Regions from separate parts of the Homo sapiens genome. Here all the other regions are linked to region 4. Evidence: chromatin contacts called from ENCODE Hi-C data. All regions are on one chromosome and are shown on one strand. Each heading gives the region's core, a stretch centred on a gene start or an enhancer-like site at or near the end of the contact. The rest is flanking DNA. Distances are from core to core; before and after follow the strand shown.

Region 1 (6,300 bases), core at 2,170-4,669, 8.1 Mb after region 4:
TCAGCAAGCCAAAAACGGGGGCACGACTCTCTTCTCTGTGACTTGGGACATCTCTCTTATGGGAGAAACGGAGGCAATTCACCCCCGCGGGCAGCCCGTGTGGCCTCGACTTAATCATCCCCTCTTTATTCTCTTACATGCCAGGCAATTCCAAAGGTGAAAACGCAGCCAACTGGCTCACGGCAAAGAGTGGTCGGAAGAAGCGCTGCCCCTACACGAAGCACCAGACACTGGAGCTGGAGAAGGAGTTTCTGTTCAATATGTACCTTACTCGAGAGCGGCGCCTAGAGATTAGCCGCAGCGTCCACCTCACGGACAGACAAGTGAAAATCTGGTTTCAGAACCGCAGGATGAAACTGAAGAAAATGAATCGAGAAAACCGGATCCGGGAGCTCACAGCCAACTTTAATTTTTCCTGATGAATCTCCAGGCGACGCGGTTTTTTCACTTCCCGAGCGCTGGTCCCCTCCCTCTGTCTTCAGGCTCTGCCCAGGAACTCGCACCTGTGCTGGAGCCCTGTTCCTCCCTCCCACACTCGCCATCTCCTGGGCCGTTACATCTGTGCAGGGCTGGTTTGTTCTGACTTTTTGTTTCTTTGTGTTTGCTTGGTGCTGGTTTATTTGTTGTTTTCTGGGGGAAAAAGCCATATCATGCTAAAATTCTATAGAGATAGATATTGTCCTAAGTGTCAAGTCCTGACTGGGCTGGGTTTGCTGTCTTGGGGTCCCACTGCTCGAAATGGCCCCTGTCTTCGGCCGAGCTGGTTTCCTGCCCAGCCTGGGGCAAACCTAGCCGGAAGGCCGAGGTCCCATTGTTGGCGCTGAGGTGTCTGGCCTGAGGTCAATGGTGCAAAGGAGCCGCCACCGGGCATGTCTGCCTGGAGTGCTGTGCTGTGTTTAATCAGGGGATACAGGCCCCTGGGTTTCTTTTTTCTTTCTTCCTTTCTTCCTTGGCCAAGAGAAGGGCTTACAGGCATGGACATGCAGGTTGGCAAACGGGCTTGACTTTGGCTGATTTAAAAAGTGAGAAAGAAAGTAAAAAAGGTTAATTTTTCCTTCCTCTGTAAGATATCCCAGCTTTAAAAAGAAAAAAAAAGAATTACCAAGAGAAGGGGACTTCTCTTCCAGTTTCTGTAAGGTCTTACATTGCCTGACTAAAATGTTTCATTTACCTCTAAATTTCCATATCCTTCTGGCTGTAGATAAATAATGTAGTTTTGTTTATGCATTTGGAATTAGTGGATTTTTTTGTCATTAAAATTGTTACCACTGGTAACATGTGACAAGCACACCACAATTCTCCCTATCTTGTGAAGTTGTTTTTTTAAATCGCCTTGAACAAAAAGTTTTTTTTTTGTTTGTTTTTGCTTTCTGAAATTCACAGAAGCCTAGGAGGACTGGGGTAAGCGGAATAAACTAGAGAAGGGAGACATTGTTTGGATTTCCTTTATACTGTGAAGTTACATGCATAAAAGGGTCAAACCTGTAGATGCAGAAAAAGAAAAAAACTATAAATACAAATCTGTATAAATGTCTATTATTATGAAGAATTGCCAATCTTGTTTTAAGCAAATGCATTCTATCGTTATTATAAATGTTAGTTCTAGCTCTATTTACTTCTAATCTTAAATCAGAATAAATTAATATTGTATTGCTGCTGTGCGTGGAAAAAGACGATGTTTATGTTCTTATAGAATAAAAGCTGTGGAATGAAGCTTTTTAATTTTACCTCTTTTTTGACTTCTTATCTTCACCTTCCACTTTATCCCGTTCACCACTTTTACAACAGGAGGACTAACCCGAGCCCCTGCAATTACTTTAGGCATCTATTTAAATATTACCTAGACGGTCGTAATTTGTCTGGGCCCTATAGCCCTGGTGCCGTAAGGTTTGTCGGCTTTTGTTCAGTTTTATGGCTTGCTAGTATATCTGGATTGTGGCTGTCTTGGACCAGTGATTTCAGTTGAGAGGGGAGCTACATAGACAGAGGAAGCCAAACAGGATTTCTTTCGGGAGCCCCAGGGAGGCTTGCAGAGGCCGGTTATTTTGCGGGTGTCTGGGTCACAGATGACCCTCAATCTGAATCGGGGAGCAGGCCTGGCCCACAGCGCATCTCTAGCCGCTGGAGGCAGCGGTTAGGTGGACCCGGGCTGGACTGCATGGGGGCCTCCCCCTCCCCCAGTACGGCCTCCCCCACCTGGCGGCACTCCTTAGGGCCACGCGTTTCCTGCTTGCCAGAGTGGGGGGGGCGGGGGCTAAGGGGAGGGGGCGCAGGAGCGCGCGCCCCGGCGGGCGGGCAGCTAGGAGGGAGAGGGGGAGAGCGAGAGGCGGGAGGCCGGGGCCAGACAGGGAGCCGGGATCTGTACCGTCCCTGGCGCTTTCGAGCCTTCCACGGCTACCGCCTCTTGGCGCCGGCTCGCTGGGCTGCAAGATTTGGGAAAGCGGCGCGCACACTGCTTCTCGGAGCTGCTCTCGTCTCGCCTGCTCCCCGCCTTTATTCCTCTCTCCCTGCCTTTCCTCCCTCTCTTTTCCTCCCTCTCCCTCCCAGGAATACCTTACTGGGGCCTGTGGCTTCCCCTTCCTTGACGCATTTGCGGCCGCCTGGGGCACTCTGTTGCACTGGCGGGCGCAGGTTGCCTAGGGGCTGGGCTGGGCCGGGCCAGGCGCGATGGCAGGGTTCTCTCCTTGGCGGCGGCGGCAGCGGCGGAGGCGGCGGCGGCGGCGGGCGAGGCAGCCCTTCGCGGGCAGCACCAGAACTGGTCGGTGATTTAGGTAGTTTCCTGTTGTTGGGATCCACCTTTCTCTCGACAGCACGACACTGCCTTCATTACTTCAGTTGAAATCGTCTCCAGGTACCTCTGCGCGCGGGGGTCGGGCCGGGCGGGGCATCACGGCCCTGGTCGTGCCAGGCCTGCGGTGGCAACCTCGGCTTTCCCTGCTCAGGAGCCTCGTGTCTTTCTCCGCAGCGCTTTGCCAGCCGGCCGGCTTTCCCCTTCCACCACACACCTCCACCTGGTCACAGCAGGTAGGGTTAGGTTGGCTGCTCCTTCGCGGACGCCGGGGGCGTGGTAGGAATTCTGGGCTTTGGGCCATTCAAGGTCAGGGGCGCCCGCTTCCATCCTGAGCCTCCCACTGGAGGCCTGCGCCTGCCCAGGGACCTCCTGCCATTCTCTTGTAAGGCTGGAACACACACACACACACACACACACACACACACACACACACCAGTCCCGGGTGTGAGCTCAGGAAAGAACCTCCTTCCAGTGGAGACTCAGGCTGGACTAGGAAGGATAGGGCAGGCTGGGATCCTGGCCTTGTCACTTACCCTTCTCTCTGTAAGCTCGGCCGCTGCTAGGAGTCGCCTCTCTTTTCTTCCTTCTTTTCCCTGTCTTCCCTTCCTCTTTTATCTCTTCTTTCTTTTTTTCTTCTTTCCTTTGCTCCTTCCTGCTTTCTTTTCTTCCGTTGGTCTTTTTTTCATCTTCCGTCTCTGCCAGATTCTATCTCACCTCCTTATCTCCTTCCCAAAGCATCCTTGGGGAGGGGCCCAGAGCTGGCTTCAGGAGAGCCTAGGGGGTCTCACTTTCCTCTGCGGCTCAAGTAGAGGTTGGGAAGTCTGCCGAGGAAGGGCCCGCGTGGGGCGGCTGCCGAGGGCGGTGGGTTTGGGCCTGGTGTGTTACTCTGCAGACAAGGCCTCGGTTATGATCACGACCGGATGGCGGCAGCCTTGCGTTTCTTCGCCTGTCGCTAACGGCTGACTAGGAGATCTGATTAGGGGACATTCGCTGCAGCTTTGTGTGCCCATATCGAGGGCAGGGAGGCCTTCGCCAGCCTCACTGGGGACTGGAGCTGAGGCCCAACCAGCCTCGCTGGAGCCTGGCCATTCGCTGGGAAGCTCTTAGCTGGCTCTTCCCGGCCTGCCGGTCACAGCTTGGGGTTTGACCGCATTGAGGGAGACTGGCTAGGGCAAAGCTTGACTGCTTGCTTACTAGTGGCTTCCATTAGGTACAAAATATGTTCCATACAGCACCTTTGTGCAGCTGGGTGCTGGAGAAGGGGACCCTTCCAAGAGCCAGTATGTTTTAAATGGGCAAAAAGAATCCCAAATTCCAGAGCCATTGATATAAACTTGAGTCATCGTTCCAAATTGTAGTCTACAGATGGGAGCCAGTCTGACCATTTTCCCTACAGAAAACAGAAAACAAACTATCTCTCCCTACTCCCAACACACACAGTTACAGATTCGTGCCCACAAAGCTGTTTCCTTTCCCTGCCTGGACTGGAGGCCCAGGAACTCTTTCGTTGCACAGCCACCGACCTGCTGTCTGAAAGGACCACACACCCCATTCCCTTCAACTCCTCCCTGCCATTTTCTGGACCAGGGCATTGGATTTATTTCAGAGATCACAGTTTCAGAAATCTCAGTCGAGAAGGGGCCGCTTTAAATTATACTCATTTATTATTTCTTTATGCATACGCAATCTCTTTCACTTCGAAAATAAAAGCAGACAAAAAAGTCAGACTATTCTGGCTCCAAACCTTTGGGCTGAAGGAAGACAATATTTGGTTTTCTGATTTTTCTCCGCTTTCTAGGCACCAGTAACATCTGCTTAACACTCAACGCCTGCTAATTGTTCAGTAACTCTCTTATTTTGGGGCTAAGGCTGTTTAAAGGAACAGCTTTTTTACTTAAAAAATACTGAAATAATCAGTGTCTTCTCAGGCATAAAACGTGGAAAAGGCATCCAGACATGCCCAGCCCATTTGCAGACACTTAAAATTGGGAGCCAGGGTTTCCTCCAGGGTTAATTTTTTAAATGAAAATCTCAGAGGCCTGGCGGACTGCGGGGTATTTAGGACACGGTGGACTGTGGTGGGGGTGGGCATGACCTAGAGGAATTTATGGGGCAAGGAAAATATTAGGGGGAGGGAGATGAGGCGGACAGGACGGGGCCATTTCGGAGTTCATTGTGTCGGCCACTTCCCTCTTCCAGGCGCGGGTGCAGGAAGGGGCACCCAGTCGGTATCCGCGCGGCTTGGCAGCCTCGCTGGTATTTGGGAGTCCCAGCCGGAAGTGTGTCAGGGTGTTTGAGGGGGGGATTACTGGAACTGCTGGTGAGGATGAAGGCAAAAGAGAGAGAGAGAGATGGAAGCGCCCGAGGCCGCCAGCCTCGCCGCCAGGGAAGTGGGCTAATGAAAAACACACTGTTGCAGGCACAGTATCCACACGTGAATTTGATTACCCCTGTTCTAGGAGTCGCTGCTTTCTGTTAGGAATTGGGGGCAGGGGGAGTTTCCTTCCAATTAACGGAGTGGCGGCGACCTTTTAATTTACCCCCAACGGGTGAGAAATAAACTTCCCCAACGTGGCCAGGCCCAGGAATGGGACTGGAGTCGATGCCCTTTTACCCCTCCCCGTTCTAATTTCCAGCCCTGGCCTTGAGCTGTGGCTGCCTCTCTTTGGGCCTTGTACCTCTCCGCCGAGTCTCCGGGCCCCGTAGGTAACCAAGGCGAGGCCCGGAGTAGCAGCTGGAAAGGGAGGAAGGAGCCCTGAAAGGCTCACGCGGCCCCGGGACAGGCCACATCGGTGCGGGCCTCCCAGGTTCCGGAGCTGCGGGGTCTCTTAGGCGAGGCTGCCTTTTCCCAAACCGAACTTGCCTTCCATTCATGCCACTTGTAGTTTTTTCCCCAGCTGGGATTCACGGAGCGCAACCAGGCTTGCAGCGCTCATGGTTAGAGCCTCTGAGGCTGGAGCACAGGGCTGGGTCGCCAGCCGCCTGCGCCTGGGAATCCTGATTGCCAGCTGATGAGAAAGGCGGGCTGGGCGCGCGTGTGCGTGGGGTCGAGGGCCGGGGACCGAGCGCGCCGCACAACCAACCAGGCCCTCAAAACCTTCGCCCTGGTGGCGGCTGGCCGCTCCCTCCTGGCCAGCTCCTCCGTGGGGTCCTCGTAGCAAAGGCGAATTTAAGGGTTGCCCGGGCGCCCCTCGCTCCAGGCGGGTAGCTGTGGGGACCTACACCCGCGGTACTCCCTGAGCGGCCGGTCCCTGCCTGGAGTGCCCTGGTAGGGCCGGCGGCGGCTCCGTTTGGGACGGATCCTGCGTTGAATTTGACTTTTCGAGGGCGGCCGCGGGTAAACTCGCCTCTCCCGGGGACCGCAGGGATTATTTACAGGGAGCTCGCCAACCAAACACAACAGTCTAACCTTTCCAAGTCCTCGTAAATTTTTACAGCTGGGAGCCACGGCGAGGCAAACGAATCTGTTGGTCGTTTCCGACTTCCCGCCAGCCTGTGTGGCTTCTGAA
Region 2 (6,535 bases), core at 308-2,807, 8.2 Mb after region 4:
GATTCCAACATTGTACACATGGTTGGAGTAAAATTTATACAGCATTGCTTATAATTTATACAGCAAAGCTTCCTGGACAAGCTCTCGATTTCTCCTACCCAAGACTGCATCAATTCTTGGTCTCCGTTTGGCTTTTTCTCTCTACAAGCCCAGGGTTGACGTGAAACCTAATAGTAAACAACAATTTAACGACCTCAGCAGCCTCAGGGAAGTAGGGTGATGAGGAACAGGACCCCTGGCCTGGGATGAGGCTCAGATTTGCATGTGTCTCTCTAGGGAAGGACTTGAAGGTTCTCATAAGCAACTACACAGCCAGTTGGAAAGGGGAGGAGGTGTCGTTGGGGTAAAGTGTCCCGTCCACCATCAGCCATTTGTCCACCGCCCCTCCCACCTGCCAGCCCCCACACCCACTCTAGACGTGCAGCAGAATGAGGAAGGTTATAAAAGGAAGCTCTCTCTCTCTTCTAACATTCCCCTCCAGAAAAAGAGGAACGCAACGAAGGGAGTTCAGCTACTATGTTGGAGCTGTGGACCGGCCCTGTGAGGCCCACGCGGGAGCGCGGAGGCTCCTGGGTCTCAGGGCGCCGGCAGATGGCCTGCAGCGCACCGCCCGGCCCCCGCGCTGGCCACGTCCGCCAGCGTCATCTCTCTCCCCCGCCTCCTACCCCTAAAAATCCGGCGGTCGAGTAGCTCCGCATCCCGGAGGGCTCCCGGTGCAAAACTGAGTGGGAAAGAGAAAGGGGCGGAGAGCGACGAGAGAGGGAAGGTGGGGAAGAAGAGCCCGGCCGCCCCCGGCCTTTTCCGGCGAGCTCTGAGTTTCCAGGGCTCATCCGCCCCTCCAAGTCGAATTACAGAAACTCCTCATTGCCATGCTAATGACGAGAGGGGCTGTGGGGAGAGGGTTTCGAAGACCCTCCTGGAAGAAGGGAAGTTTCTTTTCTTGCCCTCGTCTCCTTCACGCCCACCCGAGTTCCTCCCAGCCAGCCCTCTGCGCTCTTCCCCCTCCATTCCGAGCTTGAAGAGCCGGTGGCCCAGCCTCGCCCTCCACCACGGTTCTATGCGCTCCTCACAGCCCCACGGTCTCCCAGCCCAGCCTCAGAACAGAGGAGGTGGCCTGGGAACCCGGGGCGCGGTGTCAGCCGGATTCCCCGCCTTCCGGCTGGGCGCGCTGCGGGCTGGGCCGGCGTACTTGCGGCCACCCGGCGAGCTCTGGCCCACTGATTCCCGCCCCGAGAGAGCCGGGAGCCCTCTTCCCTTCTCACCTCTCGCCAGTTCATCTTTCATTGAACGGTGGGGAGGGGGCGGGAGCGGGGGACGCCTCCCAGCCCCCACCTCCCGGAGGCCTGGCGGGGCGGGCAGCGGAGTCGGGCGCGCGCAGAACGCAGCTTTTGCTCTTCTTCGCTCCAGCACTCCAAATCGGCCTTTGCAGTCGCCGCAGCAGCTGCCGCCGCCTAGGCTGCCTGGGGGGGCGACTGCGCGTCACCTAGACGGCGGAGCGCCGGGGATTTAAATGCCACTAAAACGGTGATCCATCACTGCGGAAGCCGGCAAACTTTTGCAGGAGGCTCAGCCATTGGCTGACACCGTCACGTGCCCCTCCTCCAGCGTCCTCCGCCCTCCCGCCCCCCCTCTTGCGCACTGTACATTCATATCATTTTTCTTCTCCGGCCCCATGGAGGAAGTGAGAAAGTTGGCACAGTCACGCCGGGCTTCGCAGGACCAGGTCACTCAGTGACAGATGGACAATGCAAGAATGAACTCCTTCCTGGAATACCCCATACTTAGCAGTGGCGACTCGGGGACCTGCTCAGCCCGAGCCTACCCCTCGGACCATAGGATTACAACTTTCCAGTCGTGCGCGGTCAGCGCCAACAGTTGCGGCGGCGACGACCGCTTCCTAGTGGGCAGGGGGGTGCAGATCGGTTCGCCCCACCACCACCACCACCACCACCATCGCCACCCCCAGCCGGCTACCTACCAGACTTCCGGGAACCTGGGGGTGTCCTACTCCCACTCAAGTTGTGGTCCAAGCTATGGCTCACAGAACTTCAGTGCGCCTTACAGCCCCTACGCGTTAAATCAGGAAGCAGACGTAAGTGGTGGGTACCCCCAGTGCGCTCCCGCTGTTTACTCTGGAAATCTCTCATCTCCCATGGTCCAGCATCACCACCACCACCAGGGTTATGCTGGGGGCGCGGTGGGCTCGCCTCAATACATTCACCACTCATATGGACAGGAGCACCAGAGCCTGGCCCTGGCTACGTATAATAACTCCTTGTCCCCTCTCCACGCCAGCCACCAAGAAGCCTGTCGCTCCCCCGCATCGGAGACATCTTCTCCAGCGCAGACTTTTGACTGGATGAAAGTCAAAAGAAACCCTCCCAAAACAGGTCAGTCCTGCTGGTTGGTGGATGCTCCTTGATTATTCTGGAAGGAGCTGGTATGCTTAATTTCCAAGGAAATTAATAATGATCTTTTTTTTAAAAGGCTTTTGTATCAGACTAGTGTTGTAGTGCATGGAGAGGGTGCCCAGAGGTGTTGGGGCAAAGAAGTCTCAGGGATTGGTGTGTTTTCAAGGATTTTATACATTTGGGAAATAGGAAGTATGTGGGGGTGGTTATTGTGACGGTAGTGTTCTGTTAATATCTTGAGGCTCCATTAATCACCGGTCTGACCATGCTAATGGTTTACATCAGGTTAACACTTTACACCTCATCACTCACCCTCCACAGCCCGATTTGTGCTGAGTTCTTGATCTTTTCTTTACCTGAGTGTTGCCATGAAGCGTGTGGGGAATCTCAAGTCGATTTAAAAATTTTTACATTTCCGTCTCATGGCTTCCCACTTTGCCCCAGGGAAAGTTGGAGAGTACGGCTACCTGGGTCAACCCAACGCGGTGCGCACCAACTTCACTACCAAGCAGCTCACGGAACTGGAGAAGGAGTTCCACTTCAACAAGTACCTGACGCGCGCCCGCAGGGTGGAGATCGCTGCATCCCTGCAGCTCAACGAGACCCAAGTGAAGATCTGGTTCCAGAACCGCCGAATGAAGCAAAAGAAACGTGAGAAGGAGGGTCTCTTGCCCATCTCTCCGGCCACCCCGCCAGGAAACGACGAGAAGGCCGAGGAATCCTCAGAGAAGTCCAGCTCTTCGCCCTGCGTTCCTTCCCCGGGGTCTTCTACCTCAGACACTCTGACTACCTCCCACTGAGGCGGCTCCAGCCCCAGACAACAGCCCAGGCATCTCCTTGGGCTGGGACTTCTTACCCAAAGCACATGCTTAGCTTATCTTTCTTTCCATTTACAGTCTCTTTCTTCCTTTCTAATCCTATCTGGGGAGCTCCTGGCCAGGATAATATATTTGCAGATAATTCTGGACCAGAGACTTGGTGCGGGGTTAACACCTTCATCCAGATTGGGTGCCAGCATACATTTTCTGGTGGGCCTTAACATCCCTCCTGCTTTTAGGAGAATTCACAGAACCTACTGTTCCTTTCAGATGACCTTTTGGAAAATAGTTCCCTTTGCCAACAGAAACATGCCAGAAGGAATCTTCTCATCTTTTATCTAACTATATGTACAGCTCTCCCCTCCCTTGTCCTTGAAAGTAGGATATAGCGAAAGGCGAGTCCAGGAGCTCAGGAAGAAGAGATGCACTATATGTTTACACAATTAATTCATCCCTTAATTTAAGTCATTTTCATGTGTGTGAGTTTGCTGGTTGTAAATACTTTGTCCTAAGAGATTTATCTTTATACAGATTTTCTAGAAATGTTTAGGTTACTAAAACAGGGTGGGCAAACTCTCTAAACTGGTACAATTTTATAGGTGAAAGAAAAAATTCCCTCATTTAAACCCAATCAGATGCCTCAGAGGGTAGCCTTGATTTGTTCTTACAGTTAAGAAGCCCTGCAGAGCACAAACTTCAGAAACCCGGCTTCCTGTGCTAAGTCTTTCCCAATCTCTACCCCTTTCTTCTCGGGCCACCCTCTGTTTAAAATTTGTGCTGGGTTATTCAGAACCTAAAAGTATTATTCAAACCAATTTCTTCCTTCCACAGTTATCTTAGCTGGATATAATGTATTTTCAGCTCAATTGTTAATGTGATGGATGGCACAATGAATGTATATTTTGTGTTATTCGTGAATAGTCTTTTGCATGTCGCACAATGTTTGATGTCCCCAAAGTACCACACTGAGTTCTATCAGTTATCCTTTGTGAGCCTATGATATTCCCCATTTCCTGTACAATCATGAACAGCTCTGAGATCCTGGAGTGATATGATCCAGAGCAGAGTTTACGGGTCTTAGGATGTCTGTAATAAATAAATATACTCAAGTTTCAGGTATGCTTAAGCATCCGTGTATTTGGCTGGGCTACAATTTGTTAATTCCTATGAAGTTGGCACATTTCATGAGGGGAAAGGGAGAAGGGTGGTAAATATTTTCAAAGAGATGGGCCTTTTCTTGAATAAAAGTTAATAACAGCTCCTTTATTATAATCAAAGCTCATAATGGAAAAAAAGACTGATGAAGAAATTTATGAAGCAGATTTATTTTTGAAACAAACATGGATACTTCCTGGGTCAAGTGCTAACCTTTTCACCTCCAACTGGATGTTGACGTATATATAAACAGAACTCCCTTCAAAAGCCAAAACTGTCTTCAGTCAGTCTTTCCTCACATCAGTGAACCAAGAGCTAAGAGATTCACATTTAATTAGCTCCAGTATAAAGTTGTTGTGAGGATGGGGCCCTTATTCCACTCCTCTTCCTTCTTTTTGGATTGTCAGGCAGAGTTCTGATATATTCCACCCTTGAAATGGAGTGTTTTTAGTAAACCCTTGCATCCCTTCCCCCATTCTTCCTGTCAACATCCATCCCTTCCTGCGGCTCTTCACCCCTTCTTCCCCATCTCTGGGTTGCACATCTTATTCCCTTCAGACTCAGCTTTGATTTCATAGCCGTCATGGCTGTAAAGGATCCACAGTTCTAATTCCATGCCACATAACCCAGAAAAAAAAAGTCATTTTCTTCTCTGGGCTCCACAGGTACTTCCAGGTGAACTTGTGGAAGCTACCCTGAAGTCTTTCAATATCCAAGTTGTTTCTGACCAAGGTATGTATCTGCTCTCAAAAGAGGAAGCCAGCAAATGATAGAGTTCAAAGTGGCTCTCCTCCCAGGCCTCTTTATTGCTTTCCTTTACTTTCACACATTTTTGGAGGCATTTTATTTAGCCCAACAGTACAGCAGAAAATTTACAGCATTGAAAACAAACACAGACAGATGACTTCCTTCCTCCCCAAAGGGTGTTTTACAAAGGACGGGCTGGAGGAGAAAAACCCTACAAAAATTTGGAATTTGCAGGCCGTCTAGGGCACTTGTGAGAATTCCTGCACTTCCCTGTCAAAGAAGAGAAGGCTGAACTTTGCGGTGCAGTTGCTGCGGCCATATCAAGGGCACCGGGTGCCCTCCCCTCAGCTGCTGGGTTCTGAGGTTGCCTGTAAAAGACTCAAGTGGATGGAGAAGAACTTCAAAGACGGTCAACCCTTTCTTTCATTTCCTGCCTGGCCTTATACTGTATCTTTTGTTTATTAGTGTAGGGCCACACAGCAAAACAGATGGCTGGCTTCCAAATACTTTAATGTGTTAAAGTGTCATTTGCATGCCATTGACTCCATTTCAATATCTAAAAGCAGGGCGAGATCCACTGGAATCCCAGAGATTCCAGTCTTTAAGATGCTGGTTTTAATGTAGCAGCAAGAGAGAACAATAAATTATGGCTAACCATCTCTAGCTTTCTCTAGGTCATGGAATAAATCAGTTAACAAGCAATGCATTTAGGAAACATTAATACACCTTTCAACAAGGAAAACATTTGTATCTTTTTAGCTGTCTCAATCGATTAAATCAAAGGCGCTTAACACATCCTATTTCAAGGTCTCTCTGCTTTGGTCTCTAAGGAGCACAGTTAGCTACTTGAAAAATGACAGCAATGGTAACTGAAACAACACAGAGTGGGAAAACTGAAAATAACATTTTATTGATACATTTACAAAGGAAACAAGGGTCTCAGTTAGGCACCTGGGATAACTGCGATACAAAATTCTAGTTTTCCAATGTTTTTTTCCTCACTTCCTCTACATTTATCCACAGTACTCCCCAAATACAGAGTGTTCCCAAACTAGGCTGAGTTGAGGTCTTGCTTTGGCTCTGAAGTCTGCTCTGGGTTTCACCTTTTAAAGTTTACTTTTGGAGGCTATTCAAATGCGGTGGTGTTTTCCTCTGGGGCAATCAGATTCAAACCGATCAATATTTACTCAGTCTGAAAGGGTTGTTGAAAAGGCTGCTAACAACAAACTGCTTAGCTGCTCACCCCTGTTTAATCTCAGGTTCACCGAAAGTTCAAGAAGAGATGAATGCAGTGATGGGTCACTTTAGAATGAGTCCCAGCAGTTTATCTGAGCTCTCAACTAAAGGCAACAATTATAGTTCCATCCCTCTTTGGAAAAGGGGCAACTTTCCTATTATTCTTTT
Region 3 (6,543 bases), core at 1,066-3,565, 8.0 Mb after region 4:
TGCCGCCGTTGCTCTTGGGGGTCTCGCTCCCTCCGTTCGGACTGCCGACCAGCGCCTCGGAGCCGGACCCTGCACAGCGAGTCCAGAGCACAGGCGTGTACAGACACAGACACACAAACGCCATTGAAGTGGGGCTGTAGGCCTAAGGTGGGAGGGTGATTTGGGAAGGGACACCCTGTCAGCCACCTCAGTAACTGTTTCTGCTAGGGTACTGCGGCCTCTGGGGAACCCAAGAAGGGAAAATAAGGGCCTGCCCTTGATTGGGTAGGTAGAGGTCTTTGGGGAGGCCTTCCCTTCCTCTAAGGCATCCTGGGTACAGGGGTTCCCAGCCGCCCTTCCCACCTGCCCTGGAGCATAGGTGAGATTTCTGCCTCCCGTTGGCAGGGCGTGCACTTCTGACAGGCACATGAGTTGAGATGCACCTTTGTGCTAGAGGGTTGTAAACTCTGGGTCAAGTGCATTGTAGTATGCTGGGCATTCAGAGAGTTTCCTTGCTCTTATGTGTGACGGGCTGCCAGAACAGGTGTGGGAATGTGTACTAGGTTCCGTGTATTGCAGGGCTGGAGTGAGAATGCATGTTGAGTATCTTATTTATTACCTTAGTATATGTGAGTGGAGTCCAGGTTGTTCTGAGGGTTATGGGAAGGAGGCTGGGTGAAATCGGTGATAAGATAGTAAGGGGTAGGTGCAGGTATTCAACAAGGCGTTGGCTGCCAAGACCAGGGGGTGGTCTTTCTCCCCCCCGCCCCCAGGCTCTTTCCACCCACTCCTACAGTTCTGTGGAGGAGTGTCTGCTGGTGGGCTCCCCTCTCCTCCCCCCCACCAACCCGCGCCCAGTTTTCTACCCCCTTCTGGGGAGGTGATTGTTGGCACAGAGGGAAACTCCCTTCCGGGCTATCCACCCCTTTCCCATTAGCCTTTGGTGGGGAGGGGTTCTCCAGTTAAACCAGCCCCCCTTTGGGCCTACCTCTGAGAAGGGTGGGGCTCCAGCCCCCTGCAGCTCCTTTTCCTTTGGGTGGAGAAGTGGGACTAGGAAGGAAAGGGGAAGGGGGGAGGACCCGATCTCTGCCTTTTCAAATGCAACCGGAGACCAAAGGCAATTAGACCATTGGGACCATTTCCGACCTGGCGCCGCGAAGCCCGGGAAGTGACAAGGTAATTTGGACCTCTGACCGACGTGCAAACTGGTCGGAGGGCTGCAGCACCCGGGCTGCCCAAGTGGGCCGCAATTTTACGGTCCTTTATGGACTCCTGGCTTCCGCGCCTCCATGCCTCTTACACCCTGCCAGCCACAAACTGCCCGGATCGGCGTTTGATCTTGCCCTCGCCTGGGGAAAGTGTCTTCCCCGAGCAATTGAAGCATTCCCCGAGCAGTTGAAACACTGGGTGCTTGGGGTGAGCTTCGAATCCCCCAAGTCCAGGACTTGCATCCGCCCCCTCAGCACCCCGCACTCAAGGCACTGCTGTCACCCTCAGTCCCGCCAATGCCAGAACACAGTAGGAGACCCCCGCCAGAACGCAGATAGCAGAGAGAGTTGCTCAGGTGGGTCCCCCCAGCCATCCTGCCCTAGGGGAAGGGAGTGTCTTCCTCCTGGCCTGCGCCGAAGTGAAGGGTGGGCGCAGTGGGAGGCCCGGGGAGCGGAGGGGCACGGTGGCTACCTTTGCTGTGCTGGTACTCGGCGTTCCCGGTGGCGCAGTCCGGGGTGCAGCTCACCTCGATTTCTTCATAGAAATCCGACTCGGTGTCCGAGCTACTGGGTTGCCCCTGTCCGGAGAGGCTGTCGACTGAGGGGGCCGGGGGTCCTGGGCCGAGCATGGCCGCCCCAGCTACCTGGGGCTCGGCGCCCGGCCCCGCCGCGCTGCCTGCGAGTCCATCTACCGGCTCCTCCTCCGGGCCTCCCCCGCCGCGCTCCCGGGTGGCCGGAGGGACGGCCCGAGGGCTCAGGCAACCACGGGGCACCATTTTCTCGGGCGGCTCCGGCAGCGGGCTGCCCACGGCTTCGGACAAATTTGAGACTCTCTTGCCAACCAGAGTGCCAAGCTGACCCCCATCCAGAAACACAACCATGTCCTTTCGGCTCTCCATCCCGGGGCTCTCCGGTGGGGGAGGGGAAAGCCCCAAGTGAGTTCCTAACCCCGGCTCCCTGGGTCTCCAGCGGCCGGACGGATCTTGGTTGCAAGAGGGAGAAAGAAAGGCCGGGTGCCTGGGAGGGCGCGGAGCTGCTGGAGCGCGGTCTGGACCGCGACCGCGGCGGTGGCGGTGGGAGCTAGGGTCACCTTGTGAAGCGAGCGCTCCTCTGTGCCGCACCGCCTCTGGGAGGAAGCCCCATTGCCCTCTTCTTTCTAAGCTGTCATCCTCCTGCTGCAATCGTCATTACAGTACCGCTGGTGACGCCACTCGGCGAGCGCAAGTGGATAAATAGAAACGTCTGCCACAGCGAAGATGAAAGGAAACCCGCAGCTAATGGCTCGGCAGTGATGCGCCAGGTGTGGGCCTCGCTCGATTGGGGAGGAGAGTGTGAAAACAGACAGAGAGACACACACACTGAGAGAGGGAGACACCCAGGCAGAGGGGATGCAAATGGAATTCCGCAGAAAGAAAAGAGAGCTTAACGCGCGCGGCGAGTTCCGCAGGGGCAGCGGGACTCGGTAATTAAATAAGCTTTTGATTTTTTCTTTTATTGTTGTTTTGACTTTTGTTTTCTTAACTTGGTGCCTTGATCTAACACCGATGAAAGAATCCATAACTGCATTTTAGAAGTGTGAAGCCCGGCTTACAAGCCTCAATTCTGTCGGCATTATTACAACTGTCTGCCCCTGGCAGCTAACCTCAAACTGGCTGAAAAGTCTTTTTACAAGCTACGGAAAAATGTATTCCCCCGCCCCAAGTTGACTGGAGAGCTTGAGGCTGGGCCATCTTTTCCTCTTTTCTCCTCCCTCTCCCTACCCACCTCTGTCTCCTTACTCCTGCGAACCAAACTTTGCTATTTTTCTTCCCTAAGGGGCAAGAAATAAATACCTTATTATTATTTTTTAATTTAAAGACCCGCCTTGGCTTCTGTAAGAGTGTGTGCTGATTTCTTTTAAATACCTCCTTCCCATCTAGATGGCCTTAAGTTTTCCACAGCCTGGCTTCATCTTGAGATGGCTATTCGTACAAGAAGTCGCTTTCCCGTTTGCCTGGACCTCGCCTGCACTCCAGGTATGTTGGGTGGGGAGAGTTTCTAAGAGTTGTCTTTTTTTTTCCCTTGCCCATATTTTAAAGTATTCGTTCAGAATCAGCGAAGTCTCCTGGAAAGAGGTTTTTCGAATGAAGAGGCGCCAGGAATGCGGCCCCTGCTGTGGCAGTACTGGAGGCCCCTACTTGGGAGAAGGCAGTAGCTTTCACCGCGCTATTTTGGGCAGGGGTTCAGCCTCCCCGAGTACAAAAAGGTTGGGGTTCATAGAGGTTTGACTCATAAGGTCCTCTCCCAAGTCCCTGCCTAGGGGCAGTGGTACCTGTCTCCAAAAGTGGATGGCGTTTGAGGTAGAAGAGAGTGAAGTCGCTGAAAATGCCCTAAAACAGCAAGTAAGTAGGGACTCTGATGAAGGGCTGGAGGTGGGGGCAGGGGTTGTGGAACTTAATATCTGGAAGCTGCCATAGGCCTCTCTTGGCTCCTCTCCCAGGGAAGAAGCTGGTATAAAACTCCTTCAAACTGACCCTTTTTGAGCTCCAAGCAAGTGTGCTGGGGCCAGGTGGGTGGGCTGAGTCTATCCCCACATTGCTGAGAGCAGGAGGTGGGCACCTTCTATGCTCAACCCCCCTTTCTCCGCCTCCTCCCGAAGAGCTTCTAGCCCTAGGCAGCCAGCTGCAAAGGGCAGCCCAGCACCTCCCTCCTTTCTGTGTCCCTAGCAAAGCCCCAGCTTTTACAGGTAAGTCCTCTTCCGTGACCTTTTTATCTGTTATCTCCTACTTTTCTCTCCTCCTTTTTCTCTTTCTGTATTCTTCTCCTTCTTTGCTTCTCTCCTCCATCTTCCTATCCATAGGGTTAAGGAAGGTAGAGGAAGTAAGGGGTCCAAAGAAAGACAAAGTTTCCTCTTCACTCCGGCTTTCCACTTCTCTTTCAGTCTAAGACGATGTTCATTAATCTTGCCTGGGGGCGGAGGCAGCGGGATCCGGAAGGTAGTGTCCACATAGATATTTCTACTCCTTGGGACTCCTGAAGCCACTATATGCTGAGCACTGCTAGCCCCAAAATCCAGGGAAATGTTTTAGAGGTGAGAGGATCAATTGGGAGTGAGGGGAGTCAAATCCTAGAACCTTTTCCTGCCTTGGAGAGCTGTCCAGGTATTCTATCTTTCTCTGTCCTCCCTACCAGCAGCCACAGCCTGAGGGAGCACCTGGCTTGCTCTCTTTCCTGTCAATGGCAAGCCCCCTGGGCATCTGTCTTAGAGCTTCCAAGGTTGCCTACTCTCTATAGGGCCCTCCAGCACTGGGCCTTTGAGGTGCCCACCCTCCTTTCCTCCTTGAGCGCTTAACCTTCTCGTGAGTAGCCTGCTGCCCCCATCTCCTGGGGGCTGGGTCCTCAGAGGGACTCCTGGCTCCCCACCCCGCCCCCAGCTCTGCATTCAATGGGAATCCTCTGTTTGATCCGCTTTTCTTCTGGGTGAGATGAAAGCCGAGTAGGAGTGAGAGATCAAGGAGTGCCACTTAGTCTGCTTCCTGGGTCGGGCCCTACGGAGCAGGGCTTACATCCCGCGGAGAGGGCTGGATGGAGCTGAGGACCGGCTTTTCAGAGGGAGGTTGCCTCCCTTGGGCTCCAGATCTGAAGCTTCAGGGACACATCCCCTCAGCCCAAAGCCTTCCCCAGCCCTCTCCCGACTTCTGCCCCGCTCTTTCAAAGCTGACTGGCCAGTCTTAGGAGCCTAGGGAACCACACCCACCCCCGCCCCTTTCCACCGGCGCATTAGGGGGAAAACGTTTTAACCAAATGTCACTTCTTCCAAAAGCATCCTTTCATCAACCTCACATTAAGAGCGGTTGGGTTTTTAAAGGAAAGAAGACAAAAAAAGAGAGGACTGGATAAGAACACTGTTTTGGTTTTTTGGGCGGTGAATGTGGGGGGAGTATTTAATAACATCGTTATCACTGTGTCGTGAAGGTTATTCGCGGCACGGCTCGAGAAGGAAGGTAAATTCCGAGAGCAAGTGAAGCCCTGCACAACCCCATTAAGCCTGGGCAATCCCATGACAGCGGAGAGGGGGTGATAGCAGCTGAGGTGGAGGCCGCTCCAGGCCCGGCGGCTTCTCATTTCTCGCGGCGGGGGACACCCATCCCCCACCTGCCACACGGCAGGCCCCCCGTCCCTTCCCCCGCTGGGGCGACGGGCTCCGGTCCAGCCGGCTCCTCTCGGATTGAAATTCTCCGGACTTCAAAAGCTCCCAGCTTGGCTTCCGCCGGGGCTGGGCTGGCCTGGCCCGGGCCGGAGGGGGGTGGGTGGGAACCCCGGGGAGGCGACGGAGATAAGATGCGCGGGTCGTTTTAAATGGAATCGGAAGCCGGGCATAGGCCCCCAGACGCGCGGGTCAGCTGGAACAGCTTCGCTCCTGAAGAAAACCGGGCTCGGAAAAGCGGCGCGTGTGGGGCCTGCCTCCGCAGTCTGCCCGCCCGGCTCGGGGGAGATGGCCCGCGGCCCCGATCACCCTCCCCAGCCTGCAGCGGGCCTTTCAACGGCGACAGGGCCCCGAGAAGGGAGAGAGCGAGGAGTCCTGAGCCGGGGGCCAGGAGCTGGCTTGTCGGCTCAGGTGTCGGTGAAAATGTGATCAGGAAAAAAATGTTTTCGCTTCTCTTTGGTTAAAAAGTAAGAACAAAGGGAGCTTCCTTCTAAACAATAAGCGTGGTCTGGCTGTCGTGAATATTAGTCTTGGGCCCTCCGTCATCTTCCAGGCCGTGGTGGGGGCGCCAGACTGCTGGGTCCTCGCGGTGGGGACAGCCGGAGGTGGGTGGTTCTGGGACCCGCTTCCCCCTTCTGCCTTGGCAGCTGCTGATGCCCTTTTGGGAACCTAGTGCCACTGCTGGGTGCACCCCTGGGGAATAAGGTCGAGTGGATCTCACACTTGCAGGTAGATGAGGGTTGACCACTCCTGTCACCTCCTTGCACTGCAGTGGAATCTGCTGAGAAAGTCGGTGGCAGCTGTGTAACTGTGGCAGGCACCGTGGAACACTTTCTCCTTCAGACAGGGGGAAACTGCGGCTTCTGGAACTCTGATTTTGAAGAGTGCCCCCTCCTCTCCACCCTCCTGGAATGGAGGGCCAGGTCCTGGGAGGCAGCTGACCCTGCTGCACTCCTGCCTGTACACCTGTCTGCCTGGGCTCCTTAAGGCCAGCCTGGTAGCTTCCTGGCCCTGTGCTAAGGATGTCTGGTCCACATCCCCATTCCCACCACTGGCCCATCCTAGGGCTGGAGGACCCAGGGTGAGACTGGCAGCTGAAGACCTCCCCAAGCTCAAGGTTTGCTGCCACCTCAGCCACTGACTGGAAGGGCCCAGTGCAGTTTGTGTCCA
Region 4 (6,208 bases), core at 1,415-3,914:
CCAGCAGTCAGCCTGAGAAGGGCCTAGAGAGATGTGTTAACGTGCTTGTTTTGTTCCAACCCCCGGGTGGTTTTACCTGTTAACCTGCGCTATCAGTGGCGTTTTGAAGGGACCTCAGAACTCCCCACTCTCCGCTTTGGGAAGGCTTTGAATCATCCTTCGACAGCACCTCTCTGCCCAGAACCGGTTCCCCGTTTTTATGGCATCATATTGATTTGCAAAGGCAATAAATCTAGGAGGAGGGACGGTGTGCCCCCGATAATAATGTTGCAGCATATGTTTTACTGCCGAGGTTTCAACACCAACAAGATGCATAGCCTAGAGATCCCCAAACGGGTCACCCGGATTTGTTTAAAGTGGCCTTTTCAATACCTCTCGTTTGCCGCCTGCCTCCTAACGATCACTCATCTTTTCTTGTATAGTATTTTACCTGTAGTAGGATGCGCAGTCGGGGTTTCCTGCACACAAGAGACACAGAGCTGGGCTAAGGCCGCGTAGGCACTTGGAAAGGAGGAGGAAACAGATTTGTGGCAATTCAGTTTTTCCCTTGCTTCATCAAATTTTCTGAAAATGTTCCTCTCATGATATTATTCATATTCCAGTCAAAATCATTGAGGTAATTAAGAAAAGACACAGTTGTTTTCCTCTGTGTAGAAAAACAATCAAAAGGGTTTTTTTATGAAGTATAATTTTGCGGCAAGTTTTTGAAAACTAAATTCAGCTAACAAGGTTTGCCACACCCTGTTGAAGCATATATCAAGGTCTAGACTAACCATAACATTCCCCGACCTTCCAAAATCCCCACTTCTTGAGGGAAATCTTTCTTTCTGGACAAATCCTAAGCATTTGATATAGGAAAGGAATCAGTGTGTGCCTTCCACTCAATACAAAGAAATGTCACTTACATTGAGAAGGTGTGTCTGGGGAGAGACAGGTTGGGGCGGGGGACTTTAATAACCAAAAAAGGGGTCTGGATTGGGTCTGGGTTGTCCAAAACCAGCAAAAAATTTAAGAATAGAAACGGATCCTCAGATGCATCCTGCGGTTTAATCTGAAAGCCCTCTGCTTGCCAGCCGTCGTTAACTCTACTCTGGCTCTTCAGCTAACAGCCCAGCCACAGCTGCAGGGCCAGGGGCTGATGAGGGTCGGGGCCCGGAGTGTGAGTCCTGCCCTTCCGTCTGCTTCTAGCCGCTGAGGTGGACTGGGGGGAGATGCGCGCTCTGCCACGTCGGGCCCTGTTTTTCTCTCTCAAACGCACATGGAGACCGGCTAGAAGACAGCGTAAATTCCTTCCAGCACCAAAGTCTATGGTTTTACGAATTTCCTCAAACATTTATAAATCGACACTTCGAACTTCGATAGTGATATGAGAATGCATTTTTTAGTCACCTTCATCCAGCACCTTGTTAAAAACTATTGACACACGATGACCAAGACAGGCTGAAATCACGACTCTTCCAGATGTCATCATTTTGTTCACACAAACGTTTTCGACAGCTATTTTAACTTGCCGTTTTCCCTCACAAATTTATTTCAGGAGTAGGGGGTGGTGCAGTGAAAAGTTGGAGTTTTAAAAATTATTATTATTATTTTAATTTTAAGACCCACGAAGAGGCTTCTAATAGCCAGACCGACTGGCTGGAAAAGAGAACAAATATTTACATATACAGCTTGAGTGTGTATGTCAGCCTGAGTTTACACGGCTCCAAGCGAAGCGGATTACCCTGCGAATTCGGAGAATTTGAGTTATTCAGGCTGAGCAGGGCTAACAGGACGCCCTCCAACAAGGCCGTGGGAAGTCCTCGTCACAGCCGCCTTTGTAAAACCAGAGGGGTCTGTGTCCGCTTAGTCCGGGCGCTACCATAAGGTTCGCACTCTCCCACTACGCGTCGCGTGGTTACCGTAGAGCTCCGCGCCCTGACCTTCGCCTTCTCTTCGGCAGCCGTCCCATTTTCCAGGGTCCCTCTAGGGAAAATAGGAGCCCCAGGCTAGAGACGCACTGGTGAGGAGCAGAAGCCACGGTTCTGAGAGCAGCATCCTTTGCCAAATGCCCGCAGCTCTCGCTAAGCTTATCTTTTTCAGGGCTGCATTTGCTCAGCCCCACTGTCAAAGAGATCAAATTTGGGACCATCGAATGAGAGTCCCAGCCCTGGGATCTGCCCCGAGTATGGACCTGGCCAGTTGGCGCCGGCTCAGAGGCGCCGGATTCTACTGAGCGCTTCCCTACTTTCTTTTGGAACTTTGAGCGCAGGTAAGAAAAAGAATGGAAAAAGCGAGAACTCCCGAGGCTTCCACTGGTCTGGTCATAGCTTCCCCAACTGGGCCATGCCCGGATCTCGGGCGTTAGGCCGCGGTGATGTGTCCTCTCCCGACAGCGCGCACCGCCCTCCCGCCCGGGGCTGTGAGACCAGGTGGGGATGTCCATGGCTGCTGCGTCAGCCTAGTGGTGGCACCCTTTTCCCTGAACCTGTGCTGGGGTACCGAACAGCCGGGGCGACAGGCCACGCGGGCGCCGCACCCTGGGCGCGCCCTCCGCGCCCGGCCCGCGGCCCCGCCCCCGGCGGCGGAATCAGGAAGCGGTGACGTGAGACGGCGCTGACTGGCTGCGGGCCTCCGGGATCGCCGCCGCCAGCAAATTAAGGCGCAGGGCAGCGAGCGCCAGGGCTCACTGTCCGTAGTTCCGCGCCGCGCTCCCCACGCCAGCGTCCTAGCAGCCGCGCTCGGCTGGTGGCCACCTCAGCCTGGGACATCCCGGCTGTCCCCAGCCCCAGAGGGAGGAAGGACGCGGAGGGGATGCTCCAGGACCCCAGGACTTTGTGCAGTTGATGCTCGTTTCCGCCTTCGGGCTGTGCAGACTGTCGTCCTGCCGAGCGCCCCGGGGCGTGCGCACCCGCCGTAGTGCTCGGTGGGCCCTCTCCTCTCCGGCTGCCTTCGAAGTCTCTGCGGCTCTGGGGCTTTGCGGTGGGGAATAGAGGCCAGTGTGCAGCTCTGGAGTCGTTGGAGCTGACACTTCTGGAGTCCCTGGCCCCGCTGTGACTGCTCTCGGAAACTTTGAGCTGTGTTTCGGGTCTTTGTCTCCCTTGGGGAATCTGGACGGCAGTTCGGACGACCCCGTCCCTGGCCAGGACCGCGTGCTGGGGACCATGGAGTTCACGGCGTCCCCCAAGCCCCAACTCTCCTCTCGGGCCAACGCCTTCTCCATTGCCGCGCTCATGTCGAGCGGCGGCTCTAAGGAGAAGGAGGCGACGGAGAACACAATCAAACCCCTGGGTAAGTTGGGCTACCCGGCTGTCCGCCGAGGACTGGGGATGCTGCGCATCCGTCTGTGCCCCTGGCTGCAGGCGGCTCGCAGCAACGTCTGATGCTCAAGCCATGAGCCATACATCGCGGGTGGGAGATCTTTTTCTTTTGGGTCCAAGTTTTCTTTGGAGGCTTCAGTCTGTTGAATGCTGTGAATGTGCATCTTATATCTGGGCCCGTCGGTCTCCTAAGTTGTCTAGAATCCATATATCAGATCAGACATATGGTGTGTGTGTATGTTTGTTGGGTTAAAAACATTCATGGAAAAATAATAATAAAACCCCTTTTAAGGCTCAACAGGATTTACTGTGCATGTAACACCTGCTTGTGCGTTTGAAACGGAGACGCTAAAGGACTTCATAAGAAACCAGTTTAATTTTGGTTTTCCTCTGACTTGAATAGACAAAACAGAGCAAGCTCTTTGAAACCACTGTAAAGCAGAATAAGCCAGTTCTCCCTACACGAACCATTTTATTCACTGAAGCTCTAGACTTATCACCAAGACATCATTTTATAACTGTCGTCATTTTCAGTTGAGGTTGGCAAAAACACTAACCAGTAACCATTTCTCAAATTCCTCTACTTTTAGTTATGTTGTTTGTTTAACAACCTTTACCATTTATAGAAGACACTAGGCTAGGAGTAAAGGGAGAACAGGGATTATGTTCTTCTTAACACTAGTGAATTACATGGAAAAGAACCACCCCAAGATAAATATTTAAGAATCTCTTTACAACTGAGGGAAAAAGAAGTGTTCTCATCATTGCCTCGTGGATCCCCAGGAAATAATTGTTACACAGCCTGATCGTCTGGTATCACTACAATGTGAAAATCAGATAGCAAACTTAAGTTAATTTTTCTTTTTTAACCCTCCCCAATTTTTCCTTTCTTCTCTCTGTCCTTCCCACACTTAACATATCACATCCAAAATAATGATAACATGAAAAAAAGGAAGTGTTAGAGATCAAAAATAAGGTGTTTGGGCTTAAAGATGAGAGAAGTAAAATTCCTGTAGCTACTTGAAACCAAGGAAAAAGAAACTAGTAGATCTGTAGAAAACAGAATGTCAAAAAAAAAAAAAAATCTGTCCTCTAAGTTTTCACCCCCTTCCCCTGGTTCTTCCCACCCACCTCCCATCTAAATCTAAACCTGCCAAAGAATGGAGACAATCAATCAAACAAAATCCAATTGTTTAGAAAAATATAACTAACAATTTCAAAGTTATATTGTGCGACTTCTCAACATTATACATTGCTGTTTAGGGGCCCCTGAATTCTTTGTAAACATCTCAGCTTGTTACATAGCAGGAAAAGAGGATTCCCGACAGAAGTGTAGACAGCAAATTGGGAAACATGCCAGCCCCAGCTGCACTGTCATTTCAACATTGCTTCCTTCTCTCTTTATTTTTCTGAGAAAAGCCACCTTATATCGAAAATTCTAAATCTTGAACTTTAAAGCCATGCCCAGCTCACAACTCCAACCCTACCCCCATGCCCACACACACATATAGGCACTAGTATAAAATGCATGTCCCTCTCCTGGCTTTTGAGATGGGCTCTGAAAGAACTAGCAGGCGTTCTTGTCGCTTACACTGGCCAGTTCAACAGAGGTGACTGCAAGCCAAGGACTCTATCAAGAGAAACACCTAAAAGTTCTGTTAAGAGAGAATGTGGGACTTTTGTTGAAGCAAACTATAGAGTGGGGAGGGGGATTCCAGTGTGTCCCAGGATTGCCCTTTTAAACATACAAAGTCTATTTAAAGGAACAGCTTCAGTCTGCTGAAGCATTTCTATTTCATTTTCTTCCTCTCCTACTTCCCATCCTGATGCATTGGTCAGTCTGGGGCTTAGGGAGTTTGCCTCTTTCAGTTGTCAGAAAAAAAAGTCATTAACACTACTTCTTAATTCCCTCCGAAGACATTATGTGAATGTGTTTCTGAAAATATTAGTAGAAAATAAGATTTTGTTATGGTATGGTTTCCTTTCGTTAATCTGAAAAAAATCAGGATGGCATTTAATTTGATTATTCTTAAGTTAAAACATTTTCATGGGTTGGATTATCATTGCATGAGAAGTAAAAGTAAAACCACTCTGTTTCCTGTTTTCTTCATGTACGGATGTGTAGGAAATAAAACACCTTATGATCTGTGCGTGTCCCATATGCCCACACACATCATGTACATGTACATACATACATTTAGAACTGGCTTTGATTTCTTGAGGGCACTTAAGAGATCAACTTCACATTGCAAATTCAAGTAGTTTCTTTTTTAAGGGATGGAAGATAATTGGGACAATTACAGAAGTCTCCCTGTATTCCATCAAAGTGACTGGTGTAGTCCCAGGCCCTTATCAGCTGTGGGGGAGAATGTTTGGTTCATAGGCAGCAGTATTCCAACCTGGTGGTGGATGGCAGAGCATTCTTCTCACTTTAATACACTGCTGGTCTGGATTTGAGGTTGTTGTCCTCACTTCTAGGACCTTTCTGGGAGAAAGAAAAATTTTATACCTCACCCCTCAAGTAATTGTTCTAAGCCTCTTCTGAAAATGGCCCACAGAACCTGCTCCTGTGATTTAGCAAGCTGTATGCTAGCATCTTTCATAAGATCTCAGGCTGGGAAGAATATTATAAAAATGTTCTAACTCTCATCATAAAGCCTAGAAAACTGAAAGTCAGGCACAGAGGTGAAGTAACTGATTTTTTGTAAACCACATTCCCCATTTTTCTTTTACCCTCCTATCCTCCTTTCCTTTTCTCTTATGGAGAGAGGGCTCCAGGAAGGAAGGAAAGTTCCTCTCCAGGTGAGGAAGGTGCTGATCTCTTCACTCCCTTTGTCTCCGTTGAGAAAAAGTTCTCCTGGTTGTCAAAGAGGCAGGACTGGCATCAGTTCCATGAGCTACGAAGTCTA

The links. Hi-C counts contacts between places; a loop is a spot of excess contacts on that map. Pooled maps may share reads with other maps.
Region 1: a loop to region 4 is called in a pooled map, with 20 times the contacts of the local background. The contact joins the promoter of HOXA10-AS here to the promoter of TBX20 in region 4. A Hi-C loop is called at or near these places in 4 of 50 pooled maps.
Region 2: a loop to region 4 is called in a pooled map, with 8 times the contacts of the local background. The contact joins the promoter of HOTAIRM1 here to the promoter of TBX20 in region 4. A Hi-C loop is called at or near these places in 3 of 50 pooled maps.
Region 3: a loop to region 4 is called in a pooled map, with 11 times the contacts of the local background. The contact joins the promoter of EVX1 here to the promoter of TBX20 in region 4. A Hi-C loop is called at or near these places in 3 of 50 pooled maps.

The regions. Positions count from the first base shown.
Region 1 is chr7:27,166,018-27,172,317 of GRCh38, reverse strand. It overlaps HOXA10-AS (HOXA10 antisense RNA), which reads right to left and starts at 3,419. Exons shown (of 3, transcript NR_046609.1): 1 at 3,325-3,419; 2 at 2,554-3,011; 3 at 403-1,010. All of the region lies in intron 1 of HOXA10-HOXA9 (HOXA10-HOXA9 readthrough), which reads left to right. MIR196B (microRNA 196b) reads left to right here and starts at 2,755; the gene lies at 2,755-2,838. HOXA10 (homeobox A10) reads left to right here. Exons shown (of 2, transcript NM_018951.4): 2 at 145-1,713. The coding sequence ends at 419. RefSeq lists enhancers at 299-798, 2,553-3,143, 3,144-3,734, 4,924-5,642.
Region 2 is chr7:27,091,116-27,097,650 of GRCh38, reverse strand. It overlaps HOTAIRM1 (HOXA transcript antisense RNA, myeloid-specific 1), which reads right to left and starts at 1,557. Exons shown (of 2, transcript NR_038367.1): 1 at 1,263-1,557. HOXA1 (homeobox A1) reads left to right here and starts at 1,651. Exons shown (of 2, transcript NM_005522.5): 1 at 1,651-2,390; 2 at 2,856-4,658. The coding sequence starts at 1,739. The coding sequence ends at 3,211. RefSeq lists enhancers at 689-1,261, 1,387-1,681, 2,563-3,063, 3,064-3,564, 5,153-6,063 and a silencer at 1,165-1,334.
Region 3 is chr7:27,238,574-27,245,116 of GRCh38, reverse strand. EVX1 (even-skipped homeobox 1) reads right to left here and starts at 2,315. Exons shown (of 3, transcript NM_001989.5): 1 at 1,660-2,315; 2 at 1-69. The coding sequence starts at 2,086. It overlaps EVX1-AS (EVX1 antisense RNA), which reads left to right. Exons shown (of 4, transcript NR_120507.1): 2 at 3,107-3,202; 3 at 3,476-3,568; 4 at 3,667-3,688. RefSeq lists an enhancer at 1,820-2,697.
Region 4 is chr7:35,250,556-35,256,763 of GRCh38, reverse strand. It overlaps TBX20 (T-box transcription factor 20), which reads left to right and starts at 2,664. Exons shown (of 8, transcript NM_001077653.2): 1 at 2,664-3,270. The coding sequence starts at 3,144. RefSeq lists enhancers at 1-292, 3,167-3,743.